Regions from separate parts of the Homo sapiens genome. Here region 1 is linked to region 2. The links are chromatin loops, found by intact Hi-C in ENCODE. Cell type or tissue: adrenal gland. All regions are shown on one strand. Each heading gives the region's core, and the rest is flanking DNA. Links, peaks and the distances in the headings are about the cores only.

Evidence for each region. Peaks named below come from ENCODE experiments on the same cell type or tissue, not always from the same donor. Only the 100,000 strongest peaks of a DNase experiment are listed, where the experiment ranks them.
Region 1: a loop joins it to region 2, with 2.0 times the contacts of the local background. A loop is called at or near these places in 7 of 110 quality-filtered maps.

Annotation. Positions count from the first base shown.
Region 1 is chr3:140,497,729-140,500,540 of GRCh38, forward strand. The region is part of intron 8 of CLSTN2 (calsyntenin 2); the gene reads left to right. Among named protein-coding and RNA genes, the nearest start is that of CLSTN2-AS1, 9.7 kb to the right of the region's middle. In adrenal gland, for the core only: CTCF peaks have their summits at 1,583 and 1,783; no DNase peak of the experiment used is centred there.
Region 2 is chr3:140,275,521-140,278,332 of GRCh38, forward strand. All of the region lies in intron 2 of CLSTN2 (calsyntenin 2), which reads left to right. Among named protein-coding and RNA genes, the nearest start is that of CLSTN2-AS1, 230 kb to the right of the region's middle. In adrenal gland, for the core only: a CTCF peak has its summit at 1,346 (motif pointing right); no DNase peak of the experiment used is centred there.

The DNA of each region.
Region 1 (2,812 bases), core at 55-2,554, 220 kb after region 2:
TATAAAACTCCTGTGTCTCTGAGTGAGCCTGAGTGACTGCTCTGCCAAGACTCCACACAGTTCTGTGTATCAGACCCAAGACCCTGATGGCATGGACTCATGAGGGAATCTCCTGATCTGCAGGTTGCAAACATCTATGGAAGAAGCCTGTTTTTCCGGGAGGGGTCATACAATCACTCACAGCTTCCCTTGGCTGGCGTTGGGGGTTCCTTTGGCTCTGCACCACTCCAGGGTGGGCTGTCGCCCCACCCTGCTTTTCTTCCTTCTCCATTGGTCGAGTCTTCCACATATTCAGTCCCAATGCGAGAACCTAGATATTTCGGTTGAAGGTGCTGAATTCACTTGCTGTTTTCATTCTCTATGCGACATGGACTGCAGCTGTTTCTAATTGGTCATCTTGGACTCTCCCCCAAGACATTTTCTAATAATCTAAAGCAATTACTAACTAAAAATAATTAACTATTGTGTCTTGTGTGAGAAGAGAAAGAGAGAAGAGTTTATCCACTGGCGCCGGTCTCCAATCAGCCCAAGATTTTTTCCAGGAGCATTCATTCCCCTGCATACCTGAGTGGCAGGGGCATGAATTCTGCCACTCTTCAGGGACAATCAGGGAGCCCCCCTAATGGAGTGAGGTGCTGTTGGGTTGCACCTTTGGGAAGGCCATCCCTGGGCAGCAGCTGGGTGAACCACACAGAGTATTTGCCATGAAGGCAGCCAGTGCCAAGTGGCTATGCCCTCACCTTTCCTGCCCCAGATGGTGCCGAGCTCAGAGGGGAGCCCAGAGACATGTATGATACATCCAGTTTCCCTTCCATGACTACTATTTCTTTTTAAAAGAAATCTTGTATTGATTTTATTTTCACACGCCATATGCAGTTTTGGTGGGTCAAGGTACAAATAAAATTAAACAATTATTTGTTTTGTGCTAATTCACTCTCTTTAATGAAAGTTGTATCCTCAAGGCATCCCTTCTCTTTTATCCCCTGGAGTGACCCAGAGTGGCTAAAGTGGGTACCTGAGGATGTCTTGTCACAACCACTAGCTGTTGTCACCACCTCTTTACCACACTTGAATGGAATGTCTCAGGCCAAGTGTAAAGATTTTGTCTCCTGAAGGATTTCCTCTCAGCCTTGGTTACTATTGTCATTGGAAATCCAAGATTGTACAAAGACAGCATGCCTTTGGAATCCCCAGCACTGAGCACTCTGTCTGGCATTGTGAGCACTTGAATGTTTTTTTTTTTTTTCACTAAACCAAATAATTAACAATCATTATATCAAAATAATAACCACTTATTGAGCATTTACTATATGCCCAACAGTGCACTGGCTGGTTTGCCTTGTTTAATCTTCACACGACTCAACTATTACCAGCTGTGGCTCAGTAATATAATCTGATGAGAAAACCTACTTTCTATGGTTATAAATTTTGCTAGAAATAATTCATATACCTGACTCTGAAAAGCAGGGAGCTTCCACTAACCCACTATGGAGCCCTTACAGAGTTTGTCATCTGAAGACGCTTCTCTTTCTCTTGACTCCCTTGGTCTCAAGGTTTGCCTTTTCAACTGCATGAGCCACAGCCCCATCTACTGACTGTAATAAAAATAATCTACCTTTCTGGAATTCAGCAGCAAAGCAGACTTGAATTACTTACTGTCTTCAAGGACCCCAATGTGTAATTAGTTTGATTGGACCTTATAATTAAATGGTCAGCCAAGGACATGGGAGGATGCCTTTGGCTTGGGCATTCTTTTCTTTTTCTGGGCTGAGAATTGTAACCTAAGAAACAAAGGCCCACCTGGGTGCTGAGCTGCCCAATGGCCTGGGATACAGAGGGAGCATTTGGAGATAGTGAGGCTGCTCTTTATGCAGGACAGCTCTGCTCACTGACAGAATTGCCTATGGTGTAGGCAGGGGGTGGTAAAAATCACCCCATCCTCAAATACTTCTCACTGAGCTTCTCTGATTGCCCTGCCCTGATACCTGAAGTTCTGCCTCTTGTTATGCATGGGATACAGGTACCTAATAACCCTATAAAAATGCAAAGGTTCTGGCTGGGCGCGGTGGCTCACACCTGTAATCCCAGCACCTTGGGAGGCCAAGGCAGGCGGATCACGATGTCAGGAGATCGAGACCATCCTGGCTAACACGGTGAAACCCCGTCTCTACTAAAAAATACAAAAAAAATTAGCCGGGCATGGTGGCGGGAGCCCGTAGTCCCAGCTACTCAGAAGGCTGAGGCGGGAGAATGGTGTGAACCTGGGAGGTGGAGATTGCAGTGAGCCGAGATCATGCCACTGCACTCCAGTCTGGGTGACAGAGCGCGACTCCGTCTCAAAAAAAAAAAAAAGTTCTCATTGAGAAGTAGGAAAGATTGGAAATTAGGGAACTTCATGGGGAGCTCAGGGCTCCCAAGTGGGGTTTCAGAAATTCAGAGTCAGCTTGTAAGCCTTGAGGACTTTGGAAACAAGTATCTTTTCTTTTGTCCACTCGGTATAACACTCAGGCATTTCTTCTACTTGACTGTCAGAGGCTGGTCCAAAAAGCAGCCTTATTGGCAATTGTTTAAAGATCCAGAAAATATCTGGGTAATATATAGGACCCAGAAAGAAAGACTTACTTCAAAATTAGGAATGCACTCAGAATATCTGTGAGGGAAGGACAAACTTTCTGATATGAGCAATCCCATCATGGAACCAAAGTAAACCATTCAAGCAGGATTCTACAGTCATGAATGTAAAACAAGGATTATACTAAAGGACAAGAAATTGGGATGTTTCTGAATCAGAGGAGTGTTGGACCTGTCTATT
Region 2 (2,812 bases), core at 223-2,722:
CTTGGCCTCCCAAAATGCTGGGATTACAGGCATGAGTCACCCACTCAGCCAGGATTTCTTAATGAATCACATTTACAAGAACCTGCATCTCAGGGTCTTCTGCTAGGAAGCCCCACATAAGAAGCCACCTGACTCTCTACCCATGCTGGTTCATCACTGCAAAAGCGGGTTCTGAGCTCCTGCTGTGTGCTCTGGGTAGCTGTCACCACAGTGCTCAGGTCTCACTCCCTTGACACTCACCTCCAGCTAGGAAAGCAGCAGAGTAACTACACAAGCCATGGAGAGTAAGTACAAAAGGGTACAGACAATTAATGGAAAGACTGAGGTCAATGTGGACTGTGATGGTTGGTGAGGGCTTCCTGAATGTTACAGGGTTATGCTTGATCTTGAAGGGTAGGAGTTAGACCAAGGGAGGATTGTAAGCAGGGGCATAGGGTGAACACAGATACAAAAGCAGTGACCAGGTGACTAGCACTGGGGCACTAGTGACCAGCAAAGAGGGAAGTCCTGCTGCCTGGGCTTTAACATGGTTTGAATAGAGAACCTGGATATAAGCTGCAGAGACCTTGAAAGGGTGGCCTTTCAATTTCCACCCAGAGAGCAAAGAATGCACCTTTCTTCTCCCCATGAGGTGTAGCTCCATGGGCATGGGAACAGTGGAAGATGTGAAAGGTAGAGGCTGTTGCTAGTGTCTGGAGAACCAGCCAACTGACAACACCTTGCCCATTCACAGGTAACTGAGAATGCATATGTATCCCCTTGGCATGCCCAGTTTGAAGGCCCTGAGAGTCCATTTAACTTCCAGAAAGCAGTCTTTCCTTTGCTGTTTTCATTTCCATACCCTCTTGGCTCACCTTAGAGCCCACACCCTTCACGGCTCAGTTATGAGTAAGGGTCTAGTGTAAAGAGAAGGAGTAGAGGAAAGGCAGCCACCATGTGGCCAAGTACTATCTGAGTCTGGCTTTCTCTTGAGACTAGGAATTGAGTGTAGGTGTTTTATTTAGAAGGTAACCCCAGGAAGCTCCCACACAGGAGAACACAAAATAGGGAAAAGAGAAAAGCCAACCAATGGTACAGTCATGAACAGGTTACTGCTGTGGGTATCTGGGCTCCATTTCACTGGGGACCCTGTGAGGTATAATTAGGGTGACTATCCTGCTTTGCCTAGACTGATTATTTAGCATCAAAAGTCCCACATCCTGGGAATATCCTCAGTCCTTGGAAAACTAGTATGGTTGGTCTCCAGTATCACATAGAACGTGTATCAAAGGATGGGGGAAGTCAAAGTATTTGTGGACTTCTATTCCTCATTAGTTGAGTGTGGCCTCTAGAGGTCAGCACTCTGGGCTGCCTTTCACAAGCTATTATGGCACTTAAGAAAGCCTGTAGGCAGAGAAGCAGGGAGAGGCAGGCCCTTGAGGTAAGAAGCCATCAGCATACACAGGAACAGTCCATACAGTTGCAGACGTGGGCTGAGGCCAGCAGAATCAGTGTGCAAGCAGGATTAGAGTAGTCTGAGGGGGCTCATGCCTAAGCTCCTCCATGTAATTTGTATTCAAGACTGAGCACGCTAAATTGGATTACAGTAAGTCATAGATGCCTGGACAACTGTGGCCTGAATTTATGAGGAAAAAGAAGTAGGGCCAGATATGGTTATGTCTGTTATGAGTACCTGTGATTCTTGAGGTGCTTTGTATATGCTAACCATTTCATTGTCTGTGGAACTCTTCAAGGAGGGGATGATGAGATAAATTGCAGGTCTGAGGAGCTGAGTTACTTCCCCTAAGGTCCCTGGCTTTGTTTCTGCTGGAGAGGTCTGTCCAGCCTCAAAGCCCATGCTCCTTGCTTTTCACATGCTGCCTCCAGTTACCTATTTATCCTCCAGCTATCTCCAGTTGCACTGGGCCTGAGACAGATTCCTTCTGAATAGTTCTGCAGATGACTGCTCCAAAGAGAGGCTATTGAAAGCCATCCTAGAATTTACTTAGCAATAGCTCACCTTGAAAAATAACAAGGTTAAGTCTGAAGAATCTTCTATTCAATTCTGTTGTAATTAAGAGAACTTTTCTGCACTGCATGCTGCATAATTGAATTATACCAACGATTAATTTTTTTAAATAATTATTTGTAGATTTGTTTCCCCTACCAGTGCACTTAAAAAAAAATATACTTTGCCACTTAATAAAGCAGATAGATGCTGTAGGAGAGACAGTGGAGGAGATATTGTTTGCGCTGGGTGGTTCCATCATTACTATTGATTGCACAGTCTTATTATTCACCTCAAAGACACTACAATTAATAGAAATGGAAATGAAGGAATATCCATGTTCTGTGATGCTTTATTCCAAGAGGAAATAAACAATACATGTAGACAAGTAATAATTCTTTGTTGGCTGTGACAGCAGTGCTTTCAGAAGAAGGATTAACCTGCATCTTAAACAGGCAGCCCAGGTTCTTTCTGCCAATTCCGAGAGATATTCTCCTTAAAGACCGGCTGTCAGTCAGAGGCTCACCCCACTGAAGACCTAGCTGCCCCCTGAAGTGTCACAGGCCCGCAGAATCAGTGTGCAAGCAGGATTAGAGTAGTCTGAGGGGGCTTACGCCTAAACTCCTCTATGTACTTTGTATTCAAGACTGAGCACTCAAAATTGGATTACAGTAAGTCATAGTTGCCTGGACAATTGTGGCCTGAATTTATGAGGAAAAAGAAGTAGGGCCAGAACCAGCTGGTCCTCAGGGTGTTATTCTGAGGTATGCATGGTCCTCACACAGGGCCCCGCCTCTTTTCTACCCTTCTTTCCCAGTGCTTTTT